Linked DNA regions of Homo sapiens: regions 1, 2 and 4 are each linked to region 3. A link is a contact called in ENCODE Hi-C or POLR2A ChIA-PET data. All regions are on one chromosome and are shown on one strand. Each heading gives the region's core, a stretch centred on a gene start or an enhancer-like site at or near the end of the contact. The rest is flanking DNA. Distances are from core to core; before and after follow the strand shown.

Evidence for each region. A loop is a pair of places that touch in the nucleus more often than their neighbours do. ChIA-PET counts read pairs that join two places held with the same protein, here RNA polymerase II (POLR2A). Pooled maps may share reads with other maps.
Region 1: a loop to region 3 is called in a map of aorta, with 2.0 times the contacts of the local background. The contact joins two enhancer-like sites. A Hi-C loop is called at or near these places in 3 of 168 maps with a recorded cell type or tissue (IMR-90, aorta and ascending aorta) and 4 of 50 pooled maps. POLR2A ChIA-PET finds 5 or more read pairs at or near these places in 2 of 52 experiments (Panc1 and naive thymus-derived CD4-positive, alpha-beta T cell).
Region 2: a loop to region 3 is called in a pooled map, with 2.2 times the contacts of the local background. The contact joins two enhancer-like sites. A Hi-C loop is called at or near these places in 1 of 50 pooled maps. POLR2A ChIA-PET finds 5 or more read pairs at or near these places in 3 of 52 experiments (T-cell, activated CD4-positive, alpha-beta T cell and activated CD8-positive, alpha-beta memory T cell).
Region 4: POLR2A ChIA-PET joins it to region 3 with 11 read pairs in T-cell. The contact joins two enhancer-like sites. POLR2A ChIA-PET finds 5 or more read pairs at or near these places in 4 of 52 experiments (T-cell, activated CD4-positive, alpha-beta T cell, activated CD8-positive, alpha-beta memory T cell and 1 more).

What each region holds. Positions count from the first base shown.
Region 1 is chr14:89,854,874-89,857,736 of GRCh38, forward strand. The region is part of intron 5 of EFCAB11 (EF-hand calcium binding domain 11); the gene reads right to left. Among named protein-coding and RNA genes, the nearest start is that of EFCAB11, 98 kb to the right of the region's middle. Within about 2 kb of position 1,408, at least 2 of the 41 ENCODE cell types and tissues checked have a DNase peak (open chromatin) inside an H3K27ac peak, as active enhancers do; they include ascending aorta, where a contact is called at or near this core.
Region 2 is chr14:89,492,879-89,495,578 of GRCh38, forward strand. It overlaps a transcript of FOXN3 not described here. Among named protein-coding and RNA genes, the nearest start is that of FOXN3-AS1, 77 kb to the left of the region's middle. Within about 2 kb of position 1,358, at least 2 of the 41 ENCODE cell types and tissues checked have a DNase peak (open chromatin) inside an H3K27ac peak, as active enhancers do.
Region 3 is chr14:89,700,542-89,703,241 of GRCh38, forward strand. No RefSeq gene overlaps it. Among named protein-coding and RNA genes, the nearest start is that of FOXN3-AS2, 130 kb to the left of the region's middle. RefSeq lists a silencer at 1,124-1,183. Within about 2 kb of position 1,395, at least 26 of the 41 ENCODE cell types and tissues checked have a DNase peak (open chromatin) inside an H3K27ac peak, as active enhancers do; they include ascending aorta, where a contact is called at or near this core.
Region 4 is chr14:89,476,187-89,478,886 of GRCh38, forward strand. It overlaps a transcript of FOXN3 not described here. Among named protein-coding and RNA genes, the nearest start is that of FOXN3-AS1, 60 kb to the left of the region's middle. Within about 2 kb of position 1,370, at least 4 of the 41 ENCODE cell types and tissues checked have a DNase peak (open chromatin) inside an H3K27ac peak, as active enhancers do.

The DNA of each region.
Region 1 (2,863 bases), core at 158-2,657, 150 kb after region 3:
AGCTTAGGGCCTAGACTCTTGCATTGGGGCCTCTTAAGAGTGATCAGGAAGTCTCAGTAGCTTGGTCGGGGGTTTGATACACAATCTCCTCATTTACTGAGCTCCAACTTCCTATCTAAATACGATGTTCAATTCTTGCATCACCCAGGTCAGAATCCCTGGAAAAATGGGAAAGAAAAAAGAGGACTTTCCCTTACTTAGCATTTTAGGCATGAGGAAATTTCAGTGTCCCACTTACAGAATGAAGAACATCAGGTAATACCAAAAGTTCTTTTGTAGCCTGAATAGGACAGCTTCTTTTTTTTTTTTTTAATAAATGTTAGGCCAGGTGTGGTGGCATGCCTGTAATCCCAGCACTTTGGGAGGCAGAGGCAGGAGAATCACTTGAGCCCAGAACTTCAAGACCAGCCTGGGCAACGTGGCGAAACCCCATCTCTACAAAAAATACAAAAATTAGCTGGGCAGGGTGGTGTGCACCTGTAGTCCCACCTACTCGGGAGGCTGAGGTGGGAGGATTGCTTGAGTCTGGGAAGTTGAGGCTGCAGTGAGCCATGATCGTGCCTCTGTACTCCAGCCTGGGCAACAGAGTGACACTCCATCTCAAACAATAAATGAATACATTGTATTGTGTATATTTAACATATACAACATGATGATATGGGATACATACCGATAGGAAAATGGTTACTATAGCAAAGCAAATTAACATATCCCAACTAACTATTGCACAGTTACCCATTTTTTTGTTTTTGTGGCAAAAATAGCTAAAATCTACTCATTTCACATGAATCCCAAATGCAGCACAATTTTATTACCTGTAGTGCTCATGTTGTACCTTAGGCCTCTAGGCTTGTTCTTCCTACACATCTGCTACTTTGTATCCTCTGACCTGTATCTCCCCATTTCCTGGCATGCCCCCACAGCCCTGGTAACCACTGTTTTATTCTCTCTGTATATTTGACTGGGTTTTTGTTTTTTAGATTCCACATATAAGTGAAATCATGCAATATTTGGCTTTCTGTATGTGGTTTATGTCACCTGGTATAAAGCCCACCAGGTTCATCCATGTGGTGACAACTGTCAGGATCACTTTTAAGGCTGAATAATACTCCATCGTATATATACACCACAGTTTCTTTATCCATTTGTCCAGCAATGAACTCTTAGGTTGTTTCTATATCTTGGCTATTGTGAATAATGCTGCAATTATCGGCAGATATCTTTACAAAGTGGTGAATTTTATTTCCTTTGGGTATATTCCCAGAAAAGGAATTCCTGAGTCATATGGTAGTTCTATTTTTAATTTCTCTCTCTCTCTCTTTTTTTTTTTTTTGAGACAAGATCTTGCTTTGTCATCAATGCTGGAGTGCAGTGGTGCAATCTTGGCTCACTGTACCCTCTGCCTCCCAGGTTTGGGTGATTATCCTGGCTTAGTCCCCCAAATAACTGGGACTACAGGCGCGTGCCACCACACCTGCCTAATTTTTGTATTTTTTTGTAGAGACAGAGTTTCACCATGTTGCTCAGGCTGGTCTCGAACTCCTGAGCTCAAGCAATCCGCCCACCTTGGCCTCCCATAGTGCTGGGATTACAGGCATGAGTCACCATGCCGTATTTTGAATTTCTTTAGAAATCTCCATACTGATTTCCATAATGGCTGTACCAATGTACATTCCCAACGGTATATAAGAGTTCCCTCCTCTACACCTTTGCCAATATTGGTTATCTTTTAACTTTTTGATAATAGCCATCCTAACAGCTATGAAGTAGCATCTCACAGTGATTTTGATTTGCATTTCCCTGATGATTAATAATACTGGGCACCTTTTCATGTACCTGTTGGTCATTTTTATGTCTTCTTTGGAGAAATGTCTATTTAGGACCTTTGCCCATTTTTAAATTGGGCTATCTGTTTTTCTACTATTGAGTTGTATGAGTCCTTTATCAATTTTAGATATTAACCTTTATCAGATATATGGTTTGCAAAAGCCAGCTTATTTTCAAGACCCTTTTATCCAATCAACAGACTGTTTCCTTTTGGCAGTCTCTTAAACTACAGTGATTCATTCTGGGCAAAGACAGAAATGCCTCCTAAGTAATTTCTCCTAGCTGAGAACTACAAGGATACTACTTGGGGCTCCCAACACAGTTCCCTCCTAGAGTTCTCCTGGGTGCATGTGAACTGAAGCAGAAAATATAGACCTGGCTTTGAAGCTCAAACTCTGCCACTTACTAACTATGGGCTGCACTCAAGTTTTCCAATCCTCTGAGTGTTATCTTTCTTACAGAGAAAAAGAAGATAATGGTATTTACTTATAGGCTTGTTAAACTCAACCACAAATAATAAAAATCAACTAAGGGCCAGGCATTGCCTTGCTCATCTGGATTCAAAGACGCATTTCACAGCTCTGCCCTTTGGGCACTCCCAGTCAAGTGGCAAACAGATACAGACCAAAAAGTGCTATAATCATGACGCACGAAGACGGAAAGACTGGTTGGAGGATGAAGAATTGAAAGAAAACTTACTTGAAATGAGGTAATTATGTAAAAACACGGTTCCCGATGCCTGGCTCACTTTATAAATGCCTTTGGGTTGATTTTTTTTAACACCCTATAGCTGTTACTGACCTGGTCTTTCTTTTTTTTCTGAAAGTTCCTATAAAAAAATCACCAATAAAATGCTGGATGGTCATTGGTTCCATTTTTGGAGAAGCTCCTGAGTAACTGTAAGATGCCTTCTCTGAAGCTCTGTCATATCTGGCACTTGCTCCTCTAATCCTAGGTGAATGCTGTGGAATTGGCCCTCACCAGTTCATCTAGAAACTGGGCAGCTTTCTTAAATTTCTTTCCACCTTCAATAAGA
Region 2 (2,700 bases), core at 108-2,607, 210 kb before region 3:
TACATTCCAGGGTTCAAGTCCCTGGTTTATAATCCAAAACCTGTCCTGGCCCTCCACATGCGTGGGTGCTCAGAAACTCCGAGCGCCTCAGAGGTATTCTCTTAACATCTGATCAAATAATGACTATAAAGAATAATATGCAGTACATACTGTAGATAGTTCCCTGTGCACATAAAAAAATAGTCTCATACAGCCCAAAGAGCTGTCTGCATCGCTTTTTCTAAAAGTCCACCTATGGTCGGAAAACTAACCTTCTTCAAATGAATAGATTAGCTTAAATTACCATGCCATTTTACATTCTCTTCACTGATACACGAATAATAAAACTATGAGGTAAATGCAGGCTTAAATCGAATAATGGGCATAAATAAAAAAATTTTTTGACATTAAAAACTCAGTGTAAATTGCACTACAACATACTTGAAAGCTCCCACAATCATAACGTGCACATTGAAATCCATTAACCTAATACCTAGGCTGCTATTCAAAAGTAGGGGTCTAGCAGGCAAATAAATACTCATTTGAACACTCCTCCGAAATTACTGCACAATTTGGTTGCAAAGTCACACACTTACAAAGTCTATCATCTTTACTTGGTTGCTCTGTAACCAACACTGAAGTCATATAAGGTTACAATGTGGCAGCATGAGATCAACACAGATACCAGCAAATGGTACTAAAAAGTAGCAGCAAATGTCAAAGACAAACCAGGGTCAGCTTGGAGAGAATGAGATATTTACATAAGCTTTCAGAAAAGACAATGGAGCCCCGATTTCCCCTTAACCGCACACCTAATCAACCTCTCTGCTCCTCACCTGATCATTCTGATATAAAAGCAATTTCTACAGTGATACATTCAAAGACCTTAGTTGCCATAAACTCAGCAGCTGTTAAAAAGATTCTGTTGCACATTCGATTTGCTTTAAGACTCAGCTATTTCCAACCAAAGCTTTCATTTCTTATCCATCTCTACCCCCCTCCAAAAAAAAAAAAAATAGCTTCATTAACAATATCCTTCTTTGATATGTCATCTGCCAAGGCCATTTTCTTACCTTTGTAACTCACATTTTTTTTCATTTGAGGATATTTACCCAAGCAAGGACAATTGTTTGACTGGAATCTTGCAACTTTCAACTTTGCCCAGATTTTGCCATCGTGCAGAAGGGGAATGCCGCAACCCCCGACACATCGTTCAGTTGAGCTAATACACATCTGAATCCAGAGCTATATTTTAAATTCTTTTACACTTACTTAATATAGTGCATGCCGCCTGTCCACTGATGCGATATCAGAAACCTGCAAGCTACTATTTCTGCAACTGTGTCACTGTAGATAGTCTGAAACATGTACGTAGCTGTTGCCATGGAAACAAACACAGCTAGGGTAGAGTGCCACGCTGTGTTAATTCCTTCACCCATGAACCCCAGGGGAATGCTAACATTCATCTTCTTTCTCCTTTAGTCTCACACTGCTTTAATATTTTTTTAGCATTATCAAATGATGTACTAAATACATATGGTACACCTGAAAATACGGATGGCTGAAATGAGCCGTGGTACCAACCTAGCCTGCCGGCTGGGCTGTCTGCTTAAGGTGGTGCAGCTCTGCAATGGATCCTTTCCTGAACTTCTCCTGGGAGAAATAAAGAACTTTGTCTTTCTTTTAAAATGGTGTGGGAAGGACAGAAAAGGTGAGCATCTTGTCTCCCCTAAGAACAGTTATCCTGGAATGGCACCAGAAGAAAGATGCTATCAGAAATGTACCTTCTCAGTTCTCTGAAAGGCAGAGGGAGGCCTTGCAAACTTTCTGAAGTGGATCCAAGCTAAGAGTTGTTCTCCCTTCCAAGTAGAGCTGCATTAGCAGGCTATAAACCCAATAGTTTTAATTAGGCAAAAGCATAAACCCTTAACAAGGGATTCATCTGTCCCCACTTGGTCTTTATTCCTAAACCCATGCAAGAAGGTATTAAAATGAGTGAGTAGGCAATGACATGGAAATCTGCCATTATTCAGAAAGGAATTGTGATTTTCCTGGAATTTGAACATTCTCTTTTTTGCTTCAAGTTCATATCTCTGTCCTTATCAATGCTTGGACCTGTGAAGAAAAGTCAAACTCATTCACTGCACCTAAAAGCCAAAATGTATGGTTATTGGTGCACTGGGCCACCTTCTCATTATTCAACTGGTAAGCCGCTTTAAATATTGGGGTAATATTCATCACGGTAGACAAAAGTAAGCTGTTCAAAATCTTAATTACATCATATCCCTTGGGCTGGTTAATAATATTCAATCTAGATGAAAATGGCCACGTTTTAGATTTGCATGCTGATGTGTTTCACTTGAATACAATTTTCGCACTAAATAATCACTTGTAGGCTTTAAAAGTGCAGCTCTGTGACCCTGAACTGGCATATTTTAAAGAAACCACTACTTTATTTGTGGGGATTATGGCAAAATTAGCCTAGAAAAGATGAGCAAACTTTTCCTGTTATTTTCCTAAATTGAATCATGCTTGGCTATTTACTATGATAATAATAATAAATTCATTCCTAAAATAAAGCAGAACAGAAAATGGATATATACACACCTTACTGGTTAAAGAAATTCATCACTTTTTAAAAGCAATCTCAAAAAGATGTTAGGGTCCAGTAGAAAACCTAGTCTTCAAGTATTAGCAGGGCAGGTAAGGATTACCCTTTAA
Region 3 (2,700 bases), core at 145-2,644:
TCGTTCATGCCTCTAGGTTTAAGTGTTGCTCAATCAGCAAGGTGCTCAATTCACAGTGATTGCTGCGCATTTCCTTGTTGATCAAGAAAATGCAGAATCTCAGCGCAGACACATTTACCAGCACATTTACCATCAAAATGAATATAAGAAATAAGATTTTGATTTAAATTTTCCAGTTGCAGCAGATCGAGAAAAATATGTGCAGGAGAGGATTCCATTTGAAAAGCTCTGATTCAAATAAGTCCAAAGAGAATGCATCTCTATGTACCTAATGTTGCCTTCGAATTAGACAGTAAGCTTTTCTCGCTCAGAGCCCTTGTCAATTTGATTAAACTCACAAACATGTGACTGACTCCGCCTCTATTAAAAACACTCAAGCCAGAGAACGACTGAGAAGCGTGTGGCTTTGTCTTTGTGAGTGGGTCTTTTGGCCAAGCGATCATTACACTAGCTAAATGGGTGTACGGTTAAATTTAATACTCCACAACTGAATTCTCCAATCGCAGCTCACTGCAAAAAGTGATTTAGAATAATGCAAATTTGAGTCCAGAATCTAGAACACCCTTCCAGGCACGGAGGTTTTCCGTTTAAATGGCCCTCGGGAAATAACACTGATTTTCAAAGTCGTTTTAAAAGGCAGCTTTTGGCAGCTGCTATCTTTTGCATATTCTCTTTCCGAGATTAAAGAACCTTCAGGTGACAACACCTAGGGTAAAAGGATGGGACATCAGGCTGCAGACGTGCGTATGCGTGTGTGCACACGCGTGCAGTCTTGACTAGGTGTGGAAAAAAGGTCCGAAGAGATTCCAAAATCAAAAAAATTCCCTTGGCCTACTCCGGCCCCGAAGACCAACTCAGACCCCACCAGACAAACTGGAAAGTCTCCAAGCTCTCAGTCGCCCCAGTCGGCGGGGGAGTGAGTGGGGCCGACCGGCCTTGCGGCCCTGCCACCTTTCGGGGCGACTCGGTTTCTCCACTGACACCCCCGGGCGCGAGGTCTGGTCCATCCCGGAGTGGGAGCTAGGCAGGGACGCCACCTGGCAGCCCACTCTGGGCCCCTGGCCCGCGTTTCCCGCAGGCGCCGGCGGCGTCGGGCGCGGCCGCCGCGCTGCCATGGCAACGGCGGTCCGCCCCCCCCCCGCTTCCCGGCGCCGGCGCGCCAGCGGGGCGGGGCGGGGCGGGCGTTGCTAGGAAACCGGCGGCGGGCCGCCTCCGCGGCGCGGTCTCTCGGCTTCCACCCTTCACCTACTTCCCCTGCGGGGCCGGAGTGGGGGAGGGTCGGGGGAGGCCATCGGGAAGCCACGTGGTGGCCCGGGGCCTCGCGGCTCATTCTGCGTTGCGCCGTCCCTTCCAGGTCGAGTTGACGGCCTTTTCCCCCTTGGCGTACAAGTATTGAGTCCCGCGCCCTGGGAGGGAGACGGCGCTCAGCAAATTTAGATGAATGCAACGCTTCAACGTGGGCTCTCGACCTCTGGTCCCCCATCCCCTGCCGGCTCTATTAGGACAATGAAGTCCCCAAACTCCACTGGAGGGTTCTTCACCCACTCTTCTTCCCCTCCAAAGGAACCATCTCTTGAACTTCACGAAATCCAGGAGCAATGCTAAGCGTTTTGTATACATCACCTCATTTTCAATCCTGTGAGGTGGGAGCTGGGAACTTCATTTTAACAGGAATAAAATGTGGCCTACAGCTGGTTGGGGTGGAGCCAGGACTTGAAGTCCAGTTGTGCTTATTAACTTCAAGTGTCTGCCTTTTTATAATGCTCAAGTTCGTCCTCTCAGCTGCCTCTTGGCTAGCCCAGCATCCCCCTTTGCTGTCCAAACACCCACACCAGCCAGGACACACTGTCTGGAACATGGTCTGACAAGGGGATTAAAAACTTGAAATCAAGGTTGTCCAAAAAATCTGGGGCATACGGTTTATGTTGATGTATCATTGATAATTTACAGATGTCCCACTCTGTAATGTACTACCAGAATAACCACTTATGATCATCAAATTCTTAGGAAATGAAAATCCAAACCAAAGACAATTGACTCATGGTAGGTACTCCATTCTGGGCTTTAACATTTTTTTTTTTTTTTCTTGTAAACCATAGCTGTTCACTAAGTGTTTTTTTTTTTTTTTTTTTTTCTTTATTTCCTTGTCACTGACTTGAAGCTCGAGAGTGTATTTTCTACTAGGGAACTGTCTTGGGTTGCCAAGGATTTGCGTGCAAGCAATTTATTAAGGAAGAGCTTCCAGGAGAAACTAGAAAGGGAAGCAGAATAGGAAAGAAGCAGCCAAGCAAGGGAGCAATTTAAGGTGAAGTTCCAGCCCCAGCAAGATCCCCAGCTAGTTCTGGAGCATAAATTAGAATTTATCCCAACTTGAGGCAAGGGAGCTGGGGTTTTCATAACCCTGCACCAATTAGTCACTGGCTATAGTCTTTCCTGGAAAGGGTGGGGGGACAAAAATACCTAGCACTTCTGGTTCTGAGGTGAGTCTGGGTGAGTCTAGGCACTTAATTTAGACGCGTTAAGTGAGTCTAGGTGCTTAATACCTCTTCTGCAGTGAAGTGGCTCCTATAGATTAAGGGAAGGAAGTTCTCTGAAGGAAGGGGTATGAACCTTTAGGAGTAAACCACTTAGAAGCTGGGGCTAGGGGCAATGAACTGGAAAGGGGGATATGAAGGGATCTGGGCAGAGCACCAACAACAC
Region 4 (2,700 bases), core at 120-2,619, 220 kb before region 3:
GTAAAAGTCCACCTGTTCAGAGGCCATCTGACTGCACTTTTGGGGTGAGATAATGCCCTTTCCAAAAGCCTCTCCCCTCCTTCACCGTGAGCTGATACATCTATCATATTGACTGGGCCAATCTGAATGCCATTCTCCTTCAAGAGATCCCAACTTCAAAACAGCCCTTCCTCCTCAGACTCCCGGCAGATGCCCCTGCTCGGACCCCCAACTGCTCCTCTGAACCAAATTCTGCCCAATTAAACCAAAATGCTCTCGCGTGTACTATGTTGACACCACCACTGAGGGAGCTATGAGCTTTGAGCATAGTTGAGTTTGGGCTCAAATGACTTGATCTCTGGTTAATGCTCAAATATCCATTTTGGGAGTTCATATGCACACATCAGAGTGAGAGAGAAATCAACATGGACACATAAACCACATAAACATATTCACTAGAGGGAAACAGCACAGTGTCGTATTTTCCACAGCGATTAAGAGTCACCTCTGCCTTCGCAGGGGGTTGGGTCCGCCACATTTCCACCAGGAGATAAACCTGAGTGACCTAGAGTGCTGAAGACCGATGCCTGTTTATCTTTTCAAATGCTATCCCCCCACTCCTTAAACCAGGAAGAAAGTCTTCATTGCTGGTGTATCTCTAACACGTGATAATCTTCTTTTTCATAAGAAGGATAAGCCACTGTCTTCAGACCTGCAGTGAATGGTAGTAAGGCGCCAGGAGGGAGAAATAGAGAAGGAGGCAAGAATGACACCCAGGAGAAGGGGCAAGAGAACCCCAGGCAAGGAGGCTCTGGGATCTGGATTTCACCCAGCAATAAAATTTCAAAAATAGTTTTAGGGACAGGCGTATGTACATGGCCAACTTTTTGTTTTGCCAAGTAAGGATATTGAACTCACTGTCTTGAGCTTATTTTTCTCATTTTGCCTTAGACTGGGGGAACACTCACGTTTGAATACCTACTTGTGCATATCTGTGTACTGTCTGTGTCCCCCACCCCCTTAGACTAAGCCCAAGCACGGCACCTCGGAATTGCCTCTGCCTCCCACACAGAAGCTCCCTAGGGTCCAGAAACCACTGAAATAGACCAGACTGGATCCCCGATCTGAGGAGTATTCCATATTTCTCCTTTCACTTGAGAATGTTTTACACTTCCTTATCTTCCTATCTTCCTTCAGAGAATTTCTGTGAAACATCTTTTCTAGGGTGTTATAAAGCCATCTTAAAAAAAAGAAATCAACACTTTCTCCCCAGGAGTCACTTCAACCCTTGATAAGAAAGTAGTTTATGTGCTTCTGAAGGAAATGAATTCTAACTAAAAGGGCATTCCCACTTTCGGCCTTGGGGCCTCACCCACAACAGCCAAGAACACAGCTGCAAAGAGTGCCAAGGCCTTCTTCCTCGGGCAGAGCAGCCAAGGGGCAAAGACTTTCCAAGCCTGCATCTTGAGAATACACCACGGCCAGCCAGGATGACTGGGCTGAAGGGAACCAACTTGAAGGCTCTGGGCCAGACCCAGAGCTTTCAGCAACAAATAAGGATTTAGACCAGCTTAATTTCTGAATTCTTGGAAGACAAAGACCATGTATATTAAAGTGGCCGGCACGATGCCTATTTGCCATGTGTAAATAGGCATTGAGTCAATTTTTTATGGCAATCGTGATAATGTTGATGAGAACAACAGGAGAAAAAAAAAATAACCAAAGTCCTTTATCCCTTGAGAGGAGACTGGATCTGGCCTGATGACCCCTCACAGGTTATACCAAGAGCTTCCACAAGGCCTTCAACGCTGATATAGTTTGGATATTTGTCCCCACCCAAATCTCATGTTGAAATGTAATCGCCAATGTTGGAGGTGTGGCCTGGTGGAGGTGTCTGGGTCATGGGGGAGGAACCCTCATGAGTGGCTTGGGTCATCCCCTTGGTGATAAGTGTGTTCTCACTCTGAGTTCACATAAGGTCTAGTTGTTTGAAAGTGTGTGGCGCCTCCCCTCACCTCTTTCTCCCATTCTCGCCATGTGACGTGCCTGCCCCCACCTTGCTTTCTGCCATGATTGGAAGCTTCCTGAGGCCTCCTCAGAAGCAGATGCCACTATGCTTCCTGTACAGCCTGCAGAACCATGAACCAATTCAATCTCTTTTCTTATAAATTACCCAGTCTCAGGTGTTTCTTTATAGCAGTGCAAGAATGGACTAATACAAACAAGGGCTGTTTGTTGAATAAACAATGAATGAATTCTCAAATTCATCTTATCTTTCAGTACACAAAAACAACTGGTTTGGAAATCTTTTAGATTAATTCTCACTTAAATAAAATACATATTTTAATCTTACTTCCAATTATCAGTCAGGATCATACATTCTTGGGTAATAAGAACCATAATAGTAATTTTAAGAGCTGCCACAGAATAAAGTACTGGGCCAAGTACTTTAAGAGAATGATTTTATTTAATTACCACAACACCGACTGAGCACAGTGGCTCACGTGTATAATCCCAGCACTTTTGGAGGCCGAGGCAGGCGGATCACTTGAGGTCAGGAGTTTGAGACCAGCCTGGCCAACATGGTGAAACCCTGTCTCTACTGAAAATACAAAAATTAGCTAGGCGTGGTGGTGCACGCCTGTAATCCCAGCTACTCTGGAGGCTGAGGCACGAGAATCGCTTCAACCCAGGAGGCGGAGGTTGCAGTGAGCCAAGATC